Linked DNA regions of Mus musculus: region 2 is linked to region 1. A link is a loop called in an ENCODE intact Hi-C map of the cell type or tissue named here. Cell type or tissue: heart. All regions are shown on one strand. Each heading gives the region's core, and the rest is flanking DNA. Links, peaks and the distances in the headings are about the cores only. Region 1 overlaps Gm32130 (a long non-coding RNA gene). Region 2 has its middle 20 kb from the start of Gm31845.

Region 1 (9,572 bases), core at 479-8,478:
ATACTCCCCTCAAAAGACCACAAAACACATATATGTAATCGTTTAAAAGCCAGATGGCTCCTGAAAAAGAATAACACATACATACCTACACATACATAGACTAACACACACACACATACACACATAGACGCATACGCACACATACACATTCACACGCATATACACAGACACCCAGATATATATACATTCACACACATACACATATACACACATACACATTCACACACATACAGACACACACATACATATACACACACATATACACACAGTCGCACATATACATATACACACACATACATACACATACACACACACATACACAGGTACAGCTGGGAACCCATACCATCCTCTTCAAAATATCTGAGGGGAGGCCCAGACATTGTGGCATTCACCGATCATTGCATTGCTCACAAGATGAAGGCAGGATAGTCAGAAAATTGTCTAGCCTCAGACAAATAGAAAATTTGAGGCTAGCCTAGGTTAATGAGACCATATCTCAAAAACCAAAAATAAATAAAATAAACTAAAACAAATAAATTATTTGTGAAAATACAAGATGGTTGCTAAGCACAGCAGTGACTCCAATACTAAAAAAACAAAAACAAAAACAAAACACCTCAGGGCAGCTATTCTAGTCCTCTAGAAGGAATACAGAGACATCCTGATGGAGTCTGAGCCAGGAGTGGACATAAAAACTAATGTGACTAAATCTTGAAGACACACCCAAGATGACAGGGATAATCACAAAAGTGACTGTTCTGTACCAACATGCAAATGCTCCCAAGGAAGACACCATGTGCTCTGGTGGATCCACACCCAGGATAGTTGGGGACAGGGAGCAGCTCGATATCTAGGTTTTGAACAGATAAGTTCACGTGTGAATTTGTCAATAGTCTGTTCTGCCCCATGCCAAGCCCATGCCCCATGCCAAGGCATGACTCTCCTCCCATACATGCAGGAGGTGGACATAGAGACATTAGAAAACCATCCCAGGGATTATAGATGCATAGTGGCCAAGCTTAGCTAGGAGCTATTGTCCATGTCCCCAGAGACTACATGCTGCCATCATTAGCAAAACAATTAGCATGTGCATGTGTACATGTATGCACATATATGAGTGTGTGCATGTGTGTACATGTATGTGTGCATGCATATGAGTATTTGTGTGCATGTATACACATAGTGTATGTGTTCATGAATGTGTTTGCACATGTGTGTCCCTCTGTATGCTGGGCATAGGAATAAGAACTCTTGATCTTCAGCAACACCCATGATAAGAAAAGGCTTACGAATTATTTCTGAACTCTGACAGATAAAGTCCCCAGCTGACCCCATGTCTGGGTCTGTCCTAGCCTTAGCCCTGACCCAGTCACATGGAGCACAGGAGAAAAGGACTGTCCTAGCTTTGCGTTTCTCTTGTCTCTGGGAGGAGGCTCACAGTTCCTGGGAGTGGGGAATTGCTACACTGAGTAGCAAGAAGTTCTGGGACACTGAGAAACAGGAGTGAGCCTCCCAACAGACCCCTGTGGTGGACCCACACTCACTCTCCATTCATGGTCCTGCAGCAGGTTTACTCTCCATTCATGGTCCTGCAGTAGATTGAAGGGAGAAAGGGGAACAGTTATATAGAGTATAGAGATGGTTCAAGAGCCCTTCATCCAACACACCCATGCTTGGATGAGCTAAGACCAGGACAGACCTAGCAAGGGAGCAACAGTGGTCACTGCTAGCTTTTTCTTGGCTTGGTTACATCTTGAGAGTAATTTTCACATCCAGTCCACTTGCCAGTCTCAGAAGCTCTCAGGAAATATAGAAACAAGGCCCCTAAGGACTAGCACCTCAAGGGCCACAGAGAGTAGACTGAATCACCATATCTGAATCAGTAAGTCTGGAAAGCAGTGAGGTCACCAGCAGGATGCACTGGATGCCAGTGGGAACTGTAGTTCTTGGCCGGTTGTCCAGAGTGATCTGGACTTGAGCTGTCTCTATGGCAACAATGGGCTAGGGGTCTGGCTCCTCCATGCCCAGCCAGCCCCAGTGGCCTCTAGCAATGGCGTTGATCCTATTGACTATGCCAAGGACAGCAAGAGTGGTCTGTGCAGACAAACTCCCTCAGAGGCTTCACATCGACCCTCACTCCTCAAGAGCCACGGCTGCCAGCAGCAACATGGCTGAGTCACCACACCTGGAGATTTGGTCAGGTTTGCTGGGGGGATTCCTCTCCAGTCTGCTCTTGTGTTTTCTAAGCACGGGGTACCCTGACCTATGTAGCATGTGGAATGTCTCATCTTTACTCCATATGGCCCGGCTCCAATTGCCTGGCTCCTCTCCTGCAACTCCAGGCCACTTGGGGCTACAGACAGACTAGGGGATGTGTAATCCTCTAAAGTATCTCAGAATCAGCTTCCCTGAAAAGCAGCTACACAGTCCCATCTGAGAATGTCTTGGAAGATCACAGGGTTGAAATAATGTATCACCCAGTTCCAACTGCAGCCTCTGTGTCAGGCAGCCTTCCCTGTGAACACTCCCCCTATAAAGTATAGCCAAGGTCCTGGGATGTACTGTCTGGCTCCTTATGGCCCCAACTCATCAGGATCTATAGGTTGTAACCAATGACCTTGTCAGTGCCAAGTCCATCTCCATCAGAAGCAATGGCCATAGACTCAGGGGCCACACACACCCTTCTTGGAGAAGGGAGTCCCAGGTAGCTGTGGTGACCAAAGGACCCCAAGACCAGCAAAGAGTCACAGGCTGCCCTGGCCTCCTCCCACAATTCTTAGGTGTAAAGGGCAATGTGCTAACTGGCTACACCAATTCTTAATGGAGCCCAGCCCTGTGCCTGGCACCAGTCTGGTGTTCAGGAAGAAAGCAAGCAGCTTTCAAATAGTCTTGAAATGGCAGTGAATCACCCTATCTGATTCAAATGAGAGCTTAGGTGGATCTGAGGAGAGCCCATTGCCTCAGACTAATGCTCTATTGCCTCAGAAATTTACCTCCTAATAGTTTCATAGACCAAGGGAGCCCTACATTTGCATAGTCTAAGCTCCCAGTCACAGCAGGCCACCCACTTAGTAAGGCCCAAGGAAGCTTGACCCCAAGTGCCTGGGATTCCTCAGGGTTCCGCCCTCCCTTTCTCCTCCCTGACACACCCAGTCTAAACTCATGGGTTCAAGTCACAGACAGAGAAGATCCTTGGAGTTTTGGCGGGTCTCCTGGTTACTGCCTGGATCCTTAATCTCTACCAGAGTTCTCCATTCTCCTGAAACCTTTGCTGCCACTGAGTTCTGGCCACCCACCTGGGAACCTCTGTGAGTGTCAGCTCCCCATGTGGACAGCAATCTCTGCCTTGTCCTCCACAGAGCTTTCCTGGACACCATGTGGTTCTGGAACATTTCACTGTCCCATCCATCCCTCCTCCTTCAGCCTCTTGTTGGCAGAGTAACACAGTGCTCAGACTACTTCAGGAGCTTCTACACTGTCTTAACCTCCAATGTGTCTGCATTCTTCTATTAACACAGTCTGAAGCCCCAAAGGCTACGTCATCCCAATGGTGATTTGGAAGGTAGGTTTCTGTCAACCAGAACCCCTTATAAACCGTGGTGCCTGGACAACCCCTTCCTGGTTGGGTTGGACTTTGTCTGTCATTGTTGCCTTTCTTAGATGACCTGCCATAGCTTCAGTCTTTCTCCACGGTTTCCTGTCAGGGTAGCAGATTAGACAGAGGTCGGGGTTAGGGAGGAATCTAGCTTGCTTTATTCTGCAGCTCAGACTTGCCTGCTCCTTGCTTTTGGGGCAGAGGGGAAGTTCAGGCAAGGTCTAGCCATGGATCCCACACTGGCCTCCAACTCATGATCTTCCTGCCTCAGTCTCCTGAGACCTGAGATCGCAAGCGTGTGCCACCGCATTTCCAGTTTTAGAGACCAAATGAATCAAACCCTTCATTTTGTAGACAGAGATACAAAGGCTTAGTTGCAGCAAAGAACTGTTGGAAGACCACACATATTCACAGCAAATGTCATGGTGCCGATATCCCAGTTCTCAGGTGCTGTGTGGGGATTTACTCAGTCAGGACACTACACAGAGCCTACCAGCTCACCGGAGGAAGAAGGAAAAACAAGGTGGATCCTGCTAAGCAAGAGCACTTAAAGGTCACAGCCATCCATTGCTGATGAGAAAAAACAACGAAATGGGAAGTCTCCCAGTCACAGGGTGAAGTAGTTACTGGACCTGAGATGGAGCAGAGCTTGGGTGCATGGCATGACGCAGCTGGCAAGCCACCGAGGCCAGAAACAAAAGGAGGAGTGCCAGGATCCCACACCTGTGAACTGAGTGGACTATTTTATGTATGTAAGTACACTGTCGCTGTCTTCAGACACACCAGAAGAGGGCGTCAGATCCCATTACAGATGGTTGTGAGCCACATGGTTGCTGGAAATTGAACTCAGGACCTCTGGAAGAGCAGTCATTGCTCTTAGCCACTGAGCCATCTCTCCAGCCCCTAATGTGAACTTTTCAAACCATGTTTAGTGTGGGGCATTGTGGGATATCGTAGACATCTTAATGTGATAAGAAGAAACCAGGTTTGGTACCTAGGCAAGTACTCTAACCACTGAGCAACAACCCACCTCAATACCTCAATTTTTAGAAAAGCCTTGGACCACCTTGCTGCTGGTAGCCAGTAAAAGAAGGTGGCAAAAAAAAAAAAAAAAAAAAAAAAAGGCAGACAGGAGAAGCCCTTCCCATAACCACACCCACACCCACCCCACTCCCAGGCAGCACACAGAGGCAGCAGCAGCAGGTAGGTCCAGCTCTCATGCACTGCCTCCCCAGCGTGCCTCCTCACAACCTAGTGTGCCCTGGTTGCTAACCCTATTCGGTGCACCTTCCTCTCTGTTTTGTCTACCTGGAGCTTCGGTGGAAAGTGTCACTGTGTGCTCTCAAGCCCAGAGAATGGAGTCTAAAGGGCCTGCTTGCCCCGGGAAGAACGAGGAAACCTTGCTTGAAATTCGGGACACCAGCTCCTTGATGGTGTGAAGGATTATCTCTGGTCCTCACCCTAACAAGCCTCTCACCTGTAGGCAGTGCAGGCCTGCCTCTGCCCAGCTTCATCTAGAATCTGCTAGACTTGCAGGGCACTGAGGGGCAACAGTGAGCCCGGGATCAGATGGTGAAGGGTGCAGATCAGCTTCTGGATCCCTGGACTGGGGACAGGTGGGTGTGGGTCGAGGCTAGGGGAGGAGAGGGGAGGGGGTAGGAGGTGGAGGGAGGGAGTACACTGGAGGTGGAGGAGAGGTGAAGTTTTCCAGGGATCCCAACAAAGAAGAGAAGCAATTTCAAGCTGTTCCAGAGGAGGGAAGAAAAGAAACTTAAACTGGAGCCAGTTGGAAGCTCATTTCTTTCATGCCGGCTTGACTGATCCTGTGTGGGCGGCACAGCTCCTGGCAGCAACCGACTGTGTGTGGGTGGTGTTCTCAGAACAAAAGTTCACTGCTGCCGCCAGAGCCAGCACCTAAGCAAGGGATTTTGTCCCCTTACAGTCACTGCGGGAGTGAAGCCCAGGTCCACGCACTAGACACGTATACCCTGCACACGCACACCACAGCACACACAACATACAACACACACCACATGACACACACACACCACACGACATACACAGACCCATATCCCTCACACACATACCACACCACACACACACACCAGGGCACACACACCACATCATACCACATACCCACACACCACACACATCCCCACATACCATATACCACGCACCCCAACACACCAACCATACCACACACTACCCACATTGTACCACACTATAAGACATACAACACATACATACATACATACACAGCGCACACACACACACACACACATATTATACATACATACACAGCACACACACATATAATATACATACATACATACTATATATACAACAGACCACACACATATATATACACACCACACATACTGCATGTACCCCTCCCCCACAGCCCCCCCCCACACATACACATAAACACACACACCCCACATGCACTTAGAGCATGCATACCACTTCTTCCCACCCCCATCTTTCTGCACCCACTGAGGTCTTACCCATGTGAGTGAGAGCTAGCCTGTCAGGCCTCCAAGGGAAGAACAACATTAAAGCCCAGAGCAGCTATAGCTTTCACTATAATGAGCACAGGCTTTCATGAGCTCTGAGAGTCTTCAAAGAGCTTGGCAAACACAGACTCATTAAGTCTCCTACATTCTCCCTGTCACAGATGAAGACAGCAGTGGCTTACCCAGCACAGGCTGATCTCAGGCAACAGAGCCTGGCTTCCTGACCCAAGTGACACAGCCCCTGAAGCCCTGCTCCATCTTAGGAAAGAGTCAGGTAGGAAGGTTGGAAGCCCAGGACCAGCTCTGTGAAAGCAAAACTGAGGAGCAGGGACAAAGACAAAGTGACTGGTGACAGGTGTCAAAATCTCCTCTCACACAAGTGAGGATGCTGGCCAAGCCTCCCTGAGGGCTGAGCTCACTGGGTGCCTTCCTCTGTGAGGAGAGCTTGCTGGACTTCAGCTACAGGCTGAGCCATAGCCTCCTCCACCCTCCTTCCTGTATAGGCAACATGGGAGACACGGCATTGGAAAGCTGGGTCTAGCACATTCCCTTCCCAGGGGGTGACTCATGGTCACCCATCAGCACACCTCATGCCCAGGCTGGGTCTCACAAGTGCCTCAGAGGATGGCCCTCTTCCTCCATGCCAGAGGGAGAGTCCAGGAGTTGTGTGTGCTTACTAAAGGCCCAGGAAGATGCTTCCCTGCAAGTGCAATGGGAAGAAAACCATTCTCATCCGGGAAAGCAGTTCAGGAAGAGATGTTTCTACACTGTCTTTCCGTGAATGCTGAGCCAAGCCCCTCCCCGACCGCCACCACTGTTCCTGTCCGTTAGCTGGCCAGGGCTTAACTGGAACAAGGTCTCCATGGGAAGAACATATAGCCTCTGGCTCCCAGTTCCCAGGATGCTGCTGGTGATAAGAGCTGTCTACCTCAAACCCAAGTGCAGCACATATACACGCAGTACCTTCCTTCAGAGCTAGGGCTGTTTGCTGTGTGATTACCTGAGCCAGAAAGACAGCAGCAGAGATGCAAGCTTTGAGGAGGCACCGGGAACTACTGAGGGTGTTGTTCTTGGCTCCTCAGTAGAAACCTTACCCATTTCCATTTCTTCTAAAGCCATCCACTCTACAAATGCCACTTTCAGTGCTAGGCATAAACCCAGGGCTGACACTTCAGTGTGTGTGTGTGTGTGTGTGTGTGTGTGTGTATGCATGTGTGTATGTACAAGCATGGTATGAGTGTAGGGGAGAACTAAGGGATACACTCTATGTATGTATATGTATGTGTTCCTATGTGTGCATGTGCACATTCTAAGCATGTGCAGGTATGTATTTTTGTGTGTGAGCATGTGCATTGTGTAGAGGCCAGAGAACAAACTTGGGTGTCGTGAGTGTGTGTGTGTGTGCATGTGTGTGTACATGTATTCATGTGCGCATGTGCATGCATGTGAGTATTGTGAACAGCTAGGGAGTATGCTCTATGTATGTGCATGTATGTGTTCCTGTGTGTACATGCATGCATTCTAAGCATGTGCAGATATGTGTTTTCATGTGTATGCATGTACATTGTGTGGAAGCCAGAGGACAAACTTGGGCGTTGTTCTTTCTCGGTGCCATTTATCCTGTTTTCTGATACCTGGTCTCTCACTGGGACCTGAGGCTTCCTGAGAAATCTGCCTGGCTCCCCCTCCCTGGTGTAGAAAGAGCGTACAACCACGGCCTGGCGTTTTCCTAAGTGCCTGTGATTGAACTCCGTTGCTCCTGTTTGTACTTTGCTAGCTGAGCCGTCTCCCCGTGAGACACTGTTCTCAAGGACAAGTGTTACTGGGTGAACTGAATGAAGATCTTCAACCAGCTGGGTGGGAAGGCTATATTAGCAAAATGCAAATGCGTATTTCTGAGCAACCAAACCAACCTTGGATGCAATCAGTGCTGTTGTCGGAAGCTCGGAACTGAGTGTTTGTAAACAGTAGCAGCTGGCTATACCACCAGGAGCTCAGGAGTTTAGGCTCTGCCTCTTCGGTTGCCTGCCCATTGAACACAGGTTGAGCAGCCCCAGTGTAGAATCCAGTGTTCCTGTAGCTGACAACAAAGTCCCTCCCAAGGGGCCTGTGACCATCAAATTAAATGTGGTCTGGAGGTCTTGGTCAGCGTCACTACTTCTCTTAGCTCTGGAATTTTTTCTTCCAGAATCAGTTCTATGTGCCTCACCCCCCCCCCCAAAAAAATCAAATAATTATTGGTTATTTGAGTTGGGGTATTAACCAAAACAATGCCTGCCTGTAAGGGCACTGAAATTTGTGGTTTTGTCATCTAGGTATTTTAGCTAAAAAAATGGGGACTGAGGAAAGGGGAGGAAGATGGGAGGCAAGGGAAAATCGGGGAGTAGTGTCAGTTAATGGTCAACTCTAGGTGGGAAAGGGAGGAGAGAAGACTGGGCCTATTGTAAGTAAAGGAGTAGGAAGAATTTTAAATGGAGGTAACCGTGTGAATTCTTGTTTTCCTGAGGAAGTGAGGAAGAGAGGCCAGTGTCTTCCCAGCTGTCTGTCCTCTCAGCAGAAGTATCCACGGCTTCCATCCAGGGAGCTAGGGTCTGTTTACTGAAGCGATACCCTAGACATGCAGGGAAGTCCCCAGAAAGAGAAACAGTCTACCTTGAGACAGGCAACTTGTACAACACCCATACTGCTCACCTGCTCAGCACCAGCCAGAGGTGTGAAGTCTCTCCGGTGTGAATTTGGGGCAGTCAACCACACACTGCCATCCCATAGGCTTGGCTGCAGATCTGCAATGCCATCTGGTACCAGTGCTGTTGTTGCTCACACTAGACTTATCCCGTGCCTCCTGCTGAGAAGGCTGAGAACCCTTTTCTCTGGTCCCCTCCATCCCCATCTCCTGTGGAGAACACATGTTCCAGGCCCTTCCAGATCCAAAGCTCAGAATTCCGGAAGAGGAGCCATACTGGGCACCACAGTCCTAAATTATCTTTTTAGGTAGAGGAAGGGCAGAAATGCCTGGCTTCAGAGGGAGACTGAGGACCACTGACGGGGGCTTCATGCCCACTGAGGACCCAACTCTTCTGGGATGACAAACACAGAGTAGTTAGGACATGGGCAGGTCTCTCTGATCTTTGTGTTTCAACCTGAGAGCCTGAAAGAGAGTTTAATTTCATTTGACCAGCTAAGTCACTAAAATAGTACAGGCACAAACCAGCTGGTCCTTGTTGCTCTGGGCACAAAGTCCCCAGCTAAGGTCCCATATGGGTATTTTTGAAATGATCGTGCATCCTTGAGCCACATGAAATGTGATACATCAAACTCAAACAGAATAAAGATCCTGAACTCAGTGGTTCTTTCTGCAAGGTGAGACCAGGGCCAGGAGGGTGGGAGGGCAGGAACTACTTGTTCACGACCATGGGATTTTTCTATGTTGCTTGATTTCTTTTGCCGGCTGTTTCTAAACTACA
Region 2 (9,572 bases), core at 972-8,971, 120 kb before region 1:
CTCTCCAACCCTGGCTTTACTATGAGGAAATAAGGCTCTGTTCAGTTCCGTGGCTCAGCCAAGGCTAATGTCAGAGCCAGGCAAGAACAACGCAGGCAAAGGAGACCCAGATTGGAAGCCACCCACCTGGTACTCATAGTCCGTCCCAGAATGTCACCTCTCCACCCTGCAACTGCGCTTCTAGCTCCTGGCCACCCACACACTTTCACGCAAAGCAAACAGCACACTATGTCTTTAGAGGTTCCAAAAGCTTTCCCTCCTGGGACCTGGAGAAAATTTCTAAATTATAGTGAAGCCATGATTTCTCTCGCCCACATGCCCATCTTGTAACCAAGTAATGAGGATCCCCTGGGACCAGATCCAACACCAATAAAATGTGCTGGGCCCAGGCTGGTCCACAGTCTGTGTCTGACTCTGAAATGGAAGAAATAAATCGGGCAGCTGCCAAGAAGTCACAGGTGAACCCACAAACACGGTCTCTGTCTTCCTCTCGACTTTAAAACAGAGTGGAACATCTATCCCATGGCTTCAGGCGCATCAGGACCATTGCTGGAGTCTGCTCAAAGCTGTCACTGAAGAGTAATTTATATCACCATTCTGAAGCCAGGGTTTCACACTAAAAATACTCCCACGTCTTTCAGAACTGGGAGGTCCTAGTTTCTTTTTCCAAAAACATACCAAAATGAGCTTTAAAAATAACAATTGAGCTCTTGTATCATGAGTTTTGCCTTTTCCATTTACTTTGAAAAAAAAAATGTACTCAGAGAAAGACCTTGTCTTCGTTTGGGTTGCTATAAGAAGATAGAAGATACCATAGGCTGACTAGCTTAATCAACAACACAAGTAATTTATTTTTTTCTTCGTTTTTTCCGTTTTTTGAAAATGGATTGTTTTTCTGTCATATATGAAGGTTCATGTTCCTCAACTCCTCCCAGTTCCTCCCAACTTCCCCTCCCATGGGGATCCACCCCTTTCTGTCCCTCATTAGAAAACAAACAGGTTTCTAAGGGATAATAATTAAATAAGACCAAAAAAAAACATATCAGAATTGGGCAAAACAAACAAACAGAAGCAAATGGCCCCAAGGACAGACACAAGAAACAGAGACGCATGTGTTCGCACACTCAGAAATCCCATGAAGACACTATGCTGGGAGCCATGAAATACACACAAAGGACCTGCTGGGTGAAAAGAGCAAAGGAAAATATATACATAAAATTAAATTAAAATTAAACACTAGTTTGATTTTCATTTCCCTGGTGGCAAAGGATGCCAAACATTTCCTTTAAGTGTTCCTCAGCCATTGTGTTTCTTCTTCTGAGAATTCTTTGTTTAGATCTGAAATTCATTTTTTTAATATTGTGTCATTTGTTTTCTTGATGTCCAGTTTCTGAGTTCTGTCTATATTTTGGATATTAGTCCTGTATCAGATGTGAAGCTGGTAAACGTCTTTTCCTGTTCTATAGGCTGCCTCTTTGTCTGAATGGCAGTCCTTTGTGGTGCGGGGGCTTCTCAGTTTCGTGCAGTCCCATTTATTAGTTGTTGATCTTGGTGCCTGTGCTAACAGGGTTCTGTTCAGAAAGTCTTTTCCTGTGGTAATGAGTTCAAAGCTATTCCCCACTTTCTCTTCTATAAGGTCCAGTGCATCTGGCTTTATGACCTATGTTCATTTGGAGGTGAGCTTTGTGCAGGGTGATAAGCGTGGATCTACTGAGATTCTTGTGCTGGCATCCAGTTTGAGCAGCATTTGTTGAAGATGCTGTCTTTTCTCCCTGTGTTGTGTGTTTCTGGCTTCTTCATCAAAACTCAGGAACCCATAAGTGTATGGATTTATTTCTGGGTCTTCAATTTGTTTCCATGGATCAAAACATGTCTGGTTTTGTGCCAACCGTTTTTATTCTTCTACTTGAGATTGGGGATGGTGAGATAGCCAGCAGTTCTTTCATTATCCAGGATTGGGTTTGGTTATTCTGTGTGGTTGTAGTTAGCGTGTGTGTGTGTGTGTGTGTGTGTGTGTGTGTGTGTGTGTGTGTATGTGTGTTCACCACTTGCATGCCTGGTGTCCACAGAGGTTAGAAGAAGGTTCCAGAACTGTCCCCTGCCCTGAGAACTGGGGTTATGGACAGCTGAGAGCCACCTGATAGGTGCTGAGACCAGAACCCAGGTCCCTTTCAAGAGTGACAACTGCTTCTAAAGACTAAGCCACCCTCTAGTCTCTTTCTGGCTTCTTTTTAGAACATTAAGCCTATTTGTAAAGCTTCTACTCTCTTAACTCAACCACTTTCCAAATACCATCTGTGTCACCACCTTGCTGGGACGAAATATTTCAAAGAATCAGCTTATGAAAAGCAAAGGTCAATTTGGCTCCTGATTTCCAGTTTCTATCCATAGTCACTTGGCCCTGTTACTTTGGCCAAGTGGTGGCTCAGCCTCCCATGGCGACAGGACAGAGGAGTGGAGGAAGACTACTTCATGGACTCTTTAATGACATGGTGACCTAGTTTCTTCTCACCAGCTCTCTTCTGTAAAGGCTTCATCACCCCTGAAAAATGCTGCAGGCTGGTTAGCATTCTTTAGTACAGATACACTTGAACAGTCATGTACCAATGACAGCACCGTACTGTTGATACCAAGACTCTGACAGGAGAACTTTAAAGGAACACAGTATCCACTCCACTGCAGACTGAAGGCCTGGACCAACCCCTGCCCCCCACATACACACATATATACTTTGCTCAGAGGATATATTCAAAGGTAGGTGTCACAGTGTCGTGGGGATTGATTTCCTACATTTCCAGTGTTTTGACTTAAAAATTGACTTCAAAGGCTTGAGGTTTCTGTCAGCAAACACAAGAAGCTTCCAGAGACCAGAAATTCCTACAACGTGTCTTCTTGCAGGTACATTAGGCCTTTCTCATTCAACTTGGCTCACACTTTCATACTTTCCCATGATGTTTCATACAGAACGAGAGTTCCAATTATCTATACGTATGTTTAGATGAGCTTGCTCCCACCCCACTGCTAGCCTCTGTCCCAATCAAGATCTCAGCTGGTTCTCCCAACTTGTCAGATGTTTAGCCAGAAGATGGCCTCATGGATGCAGAGATAAACCTATAGCTCACACTAAAACCAGCTGTGGAAGCCTGGAGTGCCTCATCTGTAGCACTGCCCCCTGATGCCATCAGCAGCTCTTACTCAGGCTGCATGGATTCCCAGCCCCACAACCCCACAGGGGCTGCTGTACCATCCACAGCTTGATGTCAGTAAGACTGGGAGAGATTTTTGTTACTTAAACACTCAACAGAAGCTTTGAGAAACACACAACTCAAAGCAAGTCTCCTCCCCAGTCTGTCCTTGCTAGAGAGAACACAGACGACTCTCTCCCACCCACTCAAGATCCTATCCTGTGGAAGCGGCTGCTTTCCTTCTAGACCCTTCCTATGTCTAAGTCGGCAGCTAGGGAAGAGCCTCAGAGGAGGTGAGGATGGCCAGCATTCTAAACCCTCACTGAGAGAAGGAGGCCAGTTTTCTGGCCAGGAAACCCTCAAGGGGGAAAGATAAAGAATCAGGTCCCATGCTCACCTTTCTCTAGCTCAAGGAGATCACCACTATCTTCTACAATGTCCTGGGCAAACTTGAATTGTGCGACCTGTTAATCCCTGCTACTATACAGTCTTGTTAGTGGCATAAGGGGCATACCACCTCCTAATAATTTTATGTTCATTATAAAAATAAAAATGTCTCATTCTGAGATAAAAGTAAGTAGACAGAAAATCCCTAACGTGTTCTTTTGATGTCACAAGAAGTCTGCTCATCAGAGTATGCAAACATGTATGTGTACACACATGCACATATACTCTGATGTATGCATACATGCATACCCTGAGGTATGCATACAGAATTACACACTGAGGCATGCATACAAACACTCTGGGTTGTGTACACACACACATACACACCATAAGATGTGTGTGCATATACATGTACTCACTAAACTGAACATGATACATTCTAAGGTATGAGTGTGCACACACACACACACACACACACTGATGTGTACAAGTACACACTTGGGTGAGCATGACACACAGAGATATGCATGCACACACACACACACACACACACACACACACACACTGAGGTGTGGGCATACACATACACTCTCAAAGGTATACATGCACACACACACACACACACACACACACACACACTGAGGTATGCAAGAACACACTGGGGCCGGGCGGTGGTGGCACACGCCTTTAATCCCAGCACTTGGGAGGCAGAGACAGACAGATTTCTGAGTTCGAGGCCAGCCTGGTCTACAAATTGAGTTCCAGGACAGCCAAGACTATACAGAGAAACCCTGTCTCGAAAAACCAAAAAAAAAAAAAAAAAAAAAGAACACACTGGGGTGAGTACACATAAATACTCTGGTATTTTGCATGTTTTGGCCTTCTGACCACTCTGCTTAGGAACTTATCTTTGTCCATAGCATCAGGACTCAGATTTGACCATCAGGAGCCAGGATGTCTGGTAGTTTGGGGCATAGTGAAGGGGTGAGGAACACCCACCAAACATCCATGAAACTGTGACCCCTTTAGATACAGAATCCCCATAGATATAAAGCTACACAAGAGAAACAGGCTGGAAGAAAAAAAAAAGTCTTTCTGGCCCCATTCTCCTGCTGCATTTTATATCTGTAAAGCATCCACACATACTTTTAGATACAATTTATGACCGCCATTGGAGGGCACAGGATGTCTCCCATTTCGGTTTCTTTAAGCCTATATTGCTGCCGAGAAACAAGAATACTGCATTTGCTTGCCAGCACCTCACAGAGAATGGAGAAGGAACCGGTTTTGCAAAAGTTGGAAATGTACTCCAGGTTCTGTTTGCTCCTGGGCGAGAGAGCAGGTCGTTCCTGTTTGGACCAGGTGGTGGCGCTGCAGACAAATAGTGCTGCGAACCTTCGAGGGATACACTGCCCAAGGATGGGTCTCACAACCAGGGTGAGCATCAGAGAGAGCGGACTTGGCCAGGATAGGAAATGCAAGGCCATCAAAAAGGTGAACTGCGACACATCTCTAAACCACGCTGGGGGAATCCGAACAAGCAAGATGCCTGGGCACGAGGCAAGATTACAGGGCACCCAAGGAGTGGTCCACCACGGAGAACACAGCTACCTGAGCAAAGAAACCTCTAGCACACCTATGTGAATAGCAGGGCAGCTATGGAAAGACAAGCATAGCTACAAAGGTGTATGGCAATAATGCCAGACCCCAGGAAGACGCCTTCTGTCTTCAAAGCAAGCCACAGGCTTAGTTCAGAGCTAGGCAACCAACCCCACCCTCAGTGAACCCCAAAGCAATCCAACATTCAGGCCCCTCCCCGGTTCTGATTGCCTCCTTTGATGAGAGGCCTTTGCAAGCTATGCCGGACAGTGATGAAAGGGATGGATTTGTCCTGTGTCCTCTTTGTTTGCAAACTATGCCTGCCTAGCTTTGACAGTTACCAAGATCTTCTGCCCTTTGGTCCACTGCTTAGTACAGGGAGTGATCCTCCCTACAAATGTGGGAAAATAAGAGAAATTGGAGGCAGCAAAAGTTCGTTTTTAGGAGGCAGTCCTGACAGACAGAAATGTGCTCAGACAGGAGGCTGAGTACATTTTGCTTAAGTCTGCTAAAAACAAAACAAAACAAAACAAAACAAAACACCTTCTGAACTGAAACCTGAACTTTTCAAAAGAAAGACCTAGCTCTTGCTCAAAAATAGCAAATGCATTCTGCATCCTGGTCTCTAGAAGAATAAACTCTGAACTGACCCATTTGGATTCACTGTCGATTTATAACGGACTTCCCTAATCTAAGTCATTATTTAAATACCTCCCTCTGCCCCTTTAATTGAAGCCATGAGAAAGAATGGTGGGGCTGGAAGAACAGCTCGGTGAATAAGAGGGTTGCTGGACCAGCATGAGGACCTGAGTCTGCAAACTGACCCCCTGCACTCAGCCCCCCACATTCCCACAGAAACCAGGCATGGCTGTTGCCTATGAACAGACTGCTGAGGTAAAAGGTGGAACTAGAGAGTCCCTTGGGCTTACCCTCCAGCCTTGCCAAAAGCCAGCAAGTCCAGGTTCACTAAGAGTGTCTCAAGGGGATAAGGCAGAACAGACTAGAGCACCCTGGTGATGTCTACCTCTGGCCAGAACACACCTCACATAACATACACATGTGCATACACAGACACACATGCACAGATACACATGCATACACAAACCCCTCCACACACAGATGCATGCACACAGAGACAATGTGTGACACACACATGCACACATAGGCAGATACACATGTATGCACATGCATACACATAGGCACATACTGAGGCATATATACATATATACATGTACACAGGCAGTACACATATGCCATATGCATACAAATGCATATACATACATACACAGACATGCATGCACACTAATTTACTTTCAACTTTATGTGTATGATGGTTTTTGACAGTACGTGTCGGGGGCCAGAAGAAGGTATCTGATCTCCTAGAACTAGAGTTACAGATGGCTGTGAGCCGCCATGTGGCACTGGGAATTGAACCTGGGTCCTCTTTAAGAGCAGCCAGTGCTCTTAAGTTCTTAACTGCTGAGCTATCTCTGCAGATACATACATACACACATTTTTCAAATATATATATTTAAATATATATATTGAAAAATATATTTTGAAAAAATATATTGAAATATATATTTCAAATGTATGTATATATATTTATTTCATGTGTGTGTTATATATATTTCAAATGTGTTTGTGTGTGTGTGTATATATATTTCAAATATATATACACACATATATTGTGTGTATGTATTACATATATTTATTTCAGATGTGGTGTATGTATATATATATATTATATATATTTCAAGTGTGTGTGTGTGTGTGTGTGTGTGTGTGTAACAGTGAAAGGTAAGAGAAAGCTGAGTCTCCAACTCAAGAGCATCAATACTTTTCCTTTCTGGTTTGGTTTGGTTTGGTTTTTTATTATCACATAGTAAGTAGATAGGAGTGGGCTTTGTTAGGCTTTTATGTGTATACAAATATCACATAAGCCTCCCATTTCCCGTATCCTTTTCCTTCCATTTCTTCTGATCCTCTTCCTCTTTACAACTCACACCTTGTGAAGATTTGAATAAATACGCCCCCCCACCCCACCCCCCATAGACTCGCGTGTATGGATGCTTGGTCCATAGGGAGTGGCACTATTAGGAGGTGTGGCCTTGTTGGAGGAAGTGTGTCACTGTGGGGGTGGGATTTGAGGTCTTCTATGCTCAAGCTATGCCCAGTATGACACACACAGTCTCCTCTGTTGCCTTTGGATCAGGATATGGAACTCTCAGCTCCTCCTGCACCATGCCTGCCTGCATGCTGCCCTGCTCCCACATTGATGATAATAGACTGAACCTCTGAACCTGTAAGCCAGCCCCAGTTAAATGTTGTCCTTTATAAGAGTTGCCTTGGTCATGGTGTCTGTTCACAGCACTGAGACCCTAGCTAAGACACCCCCTTTTACTTTCCTGTCTTTGATGGGCTGGAACAACCTAATGAGTTTCCTTAAGAGTCACAGTTTTCATGAAGTGAACCACGAAGAAACCTGAGACACCACTGGGCCCAGGGCTCCCACGAGTGCTCCCAGTCAAGGCAGGCAGGCAGTAAGGCAGGCTCTGGGTCCCTGCCACACTGCTTCTTATGTTCTTGCTCTATTCCTGAGGCACCCAATCCTCTCTTCTCAGATAGAACAAGACCCAGAGCCTTCTACCCAGGCAGGAGATGTGGCCCTGAGCACTGCCCACCCTTGTCATGCTTGAGATCAAGATTCCCCTGGACCAGAGTTCCAGACAAGCCGAGGCTGCACAGTGAGACCCTGTCACTAGAGCTCTATTAAAACAAAACAAAACAAAACAAAACAAAACAAAACAAAACAAAACAAAAGCCAAGCATGGTCATCCTCTTGGGAGATGGAGACAAGAGGACCCCGGGGGCTCACTGGCCAGCTAACATAGCCTACTTGATGAGTTCCAGGCCAGTGAGAAACTCTATCCTAAAACAATAAAATAAAATAAAGTAATAAAAAACAAAACAAGGTGGATGCTGCCTGAGGAGTAACACCTGAAATTGTCCTCTAGCCTCCCCATGCATGCATGTGTGGACAGATGCACTGTAAGTAAGTAAGTAAATAAATAAATAAATAAGTAAATAAATGTAGTGTGTCTTCGTTAGGGTTTTACTGTTGTGAACAGATAACATGAGCAAGGCAAATCTTATAAAAAAACAACATTTAATTGGGGCTGGCTTACAGGTTCAGAGGTTCAGTCCATTATCATCAAGGTGGGAGCACGGCAGCATCCAGGCAGGCATGGCGCAGGCAGAGCTGAGAGTTCTATGTCTTCATCCAAAGGCTGCTAGTGGAAGACTGACTTCCAGGCAACTAGGGTGAGGATCTTACTCCCACACCCACAGTGACACACCCATTCCAACCAGGTCACACCTATTCCAACAAGGACACACCTCCAGATGGTGCCACTCACACAGTGTCATGCCAAGATGTCTTTTTCTTCCTTTCTTCTCTCAATCCTTCCCTCTCCTTTCCTTCTAAATTTTAATTAAAATAAAAATATTATCAGTTCTAGCCAAATATCCACTCTATATGTTGCATTTTTGCTTCTACATGAGTTATCTCCCCACCCTCCCTCTTTCCAACCACACCCATTCTCACTAATAAATAGCTATTGTTTTCAAAAATCACTTTACATTTAGAAAACACAAAATGCCAAACAATCAATAATGTAATTCATCAAATATCAGTTTCTTCATGTCCCCTGGCTCTTGGGCAAGCTTTCAGATTCCAACACTGGTCAAACCATGGAAGGGGCCCACCTGCTGCCTTTCCCCTAACAAGAACTCTAATGAGGCCCCGAGGCCATAAGAGCTGAGCTGGCCCTGCCCATCATTGGCTGCAGCACACAGAAGAGCTGGGTAGCACTGTAGAGCTGGCCCTGGTTACAGGAGCTGCAGGCCCCAAGGACATGAGCATGGGAGAGCTAGGCCTGCCACTTGTCTGCCATGAGGTGGTCTGGGTGAGAGAGAGATCCCCTCCCCTAATCACCTGCAAGTGAGGAGGTTCTGCCTTTCACAAGCTATAGCAGGCCCTGCACCTCACCTGGGCAGCAAACAGAACTGGCCTTGGTTTGGGGGGTTTTGGGTGAGCCAGCCCAAGGGCATGGGAGCCTTGCCCACTGTAGATTGGGTGAGCTAGCTGGAGCAGTCCTGGAGAGCCCACCATGGTGGTGTGGGTGCAGGAGAGCAGGTAGGCTGACCAGCTCAGCCATCACCCAAGCCCAGATCCAGGGCTTTAAGATGGTTCACCCCAACATCTACCCCACAGATGAGCTACCAGAGTCCATGAAGGAGCCAGTCCTACAGATCCAAAGCTGCAGGATCTCCATGACACAGAGCAACAACAGGATATCCTAGAGGAGCCCTGGTGAGGTTTCAGTGTTGACAGTGTAG

Evidence for each region. Peaks named below come from ENCODE experiments on the same cell type or tissue, not always from the same donor. Only the 100,000 strongest peaks of a DNase experiment are listed, where the experiment ranks them.
Region 2: a loop joins it to region 1, with 2.2 times the contacts of the local background. A loop is called at or near these places in 6 of 42 quality-filtered maps.

The regions. Positions count from the first base shown.
Region 1 is chr16:95,764,430-95,774,001 of GRCm38, forward strand. Gm32130 (a long non-coding RNA gene) reads right to left here. Exons shown (of 3, transcript XR_876302.2): 2 at 1,545-1,589. Among named protein-coding and RNA genes, the nearest start is that of Gm41509, 29 kb to the right of the region's middle. In heart, for the core only: no CTCF peak of the experiment used is centred there; a DNase peak (open chromatin) is centred at 5,442; H3K27ac peaks cover 517 bases.
Region 2 is chr16:95,643,098-95,652,669 of GRCm38, forward strand. No RefSeq gene overlaps it. Among named protein-coding and RNA genes, the nearest start is that of Gm31845, 20 kb to the right of the region's middle. In heart, for the core only: a CTCF peak has its summit at 4,935 (motif pointing right); a DNase peak (open chromatin) is centred at 4,954; H3K27me3 peaks cover 814 bases.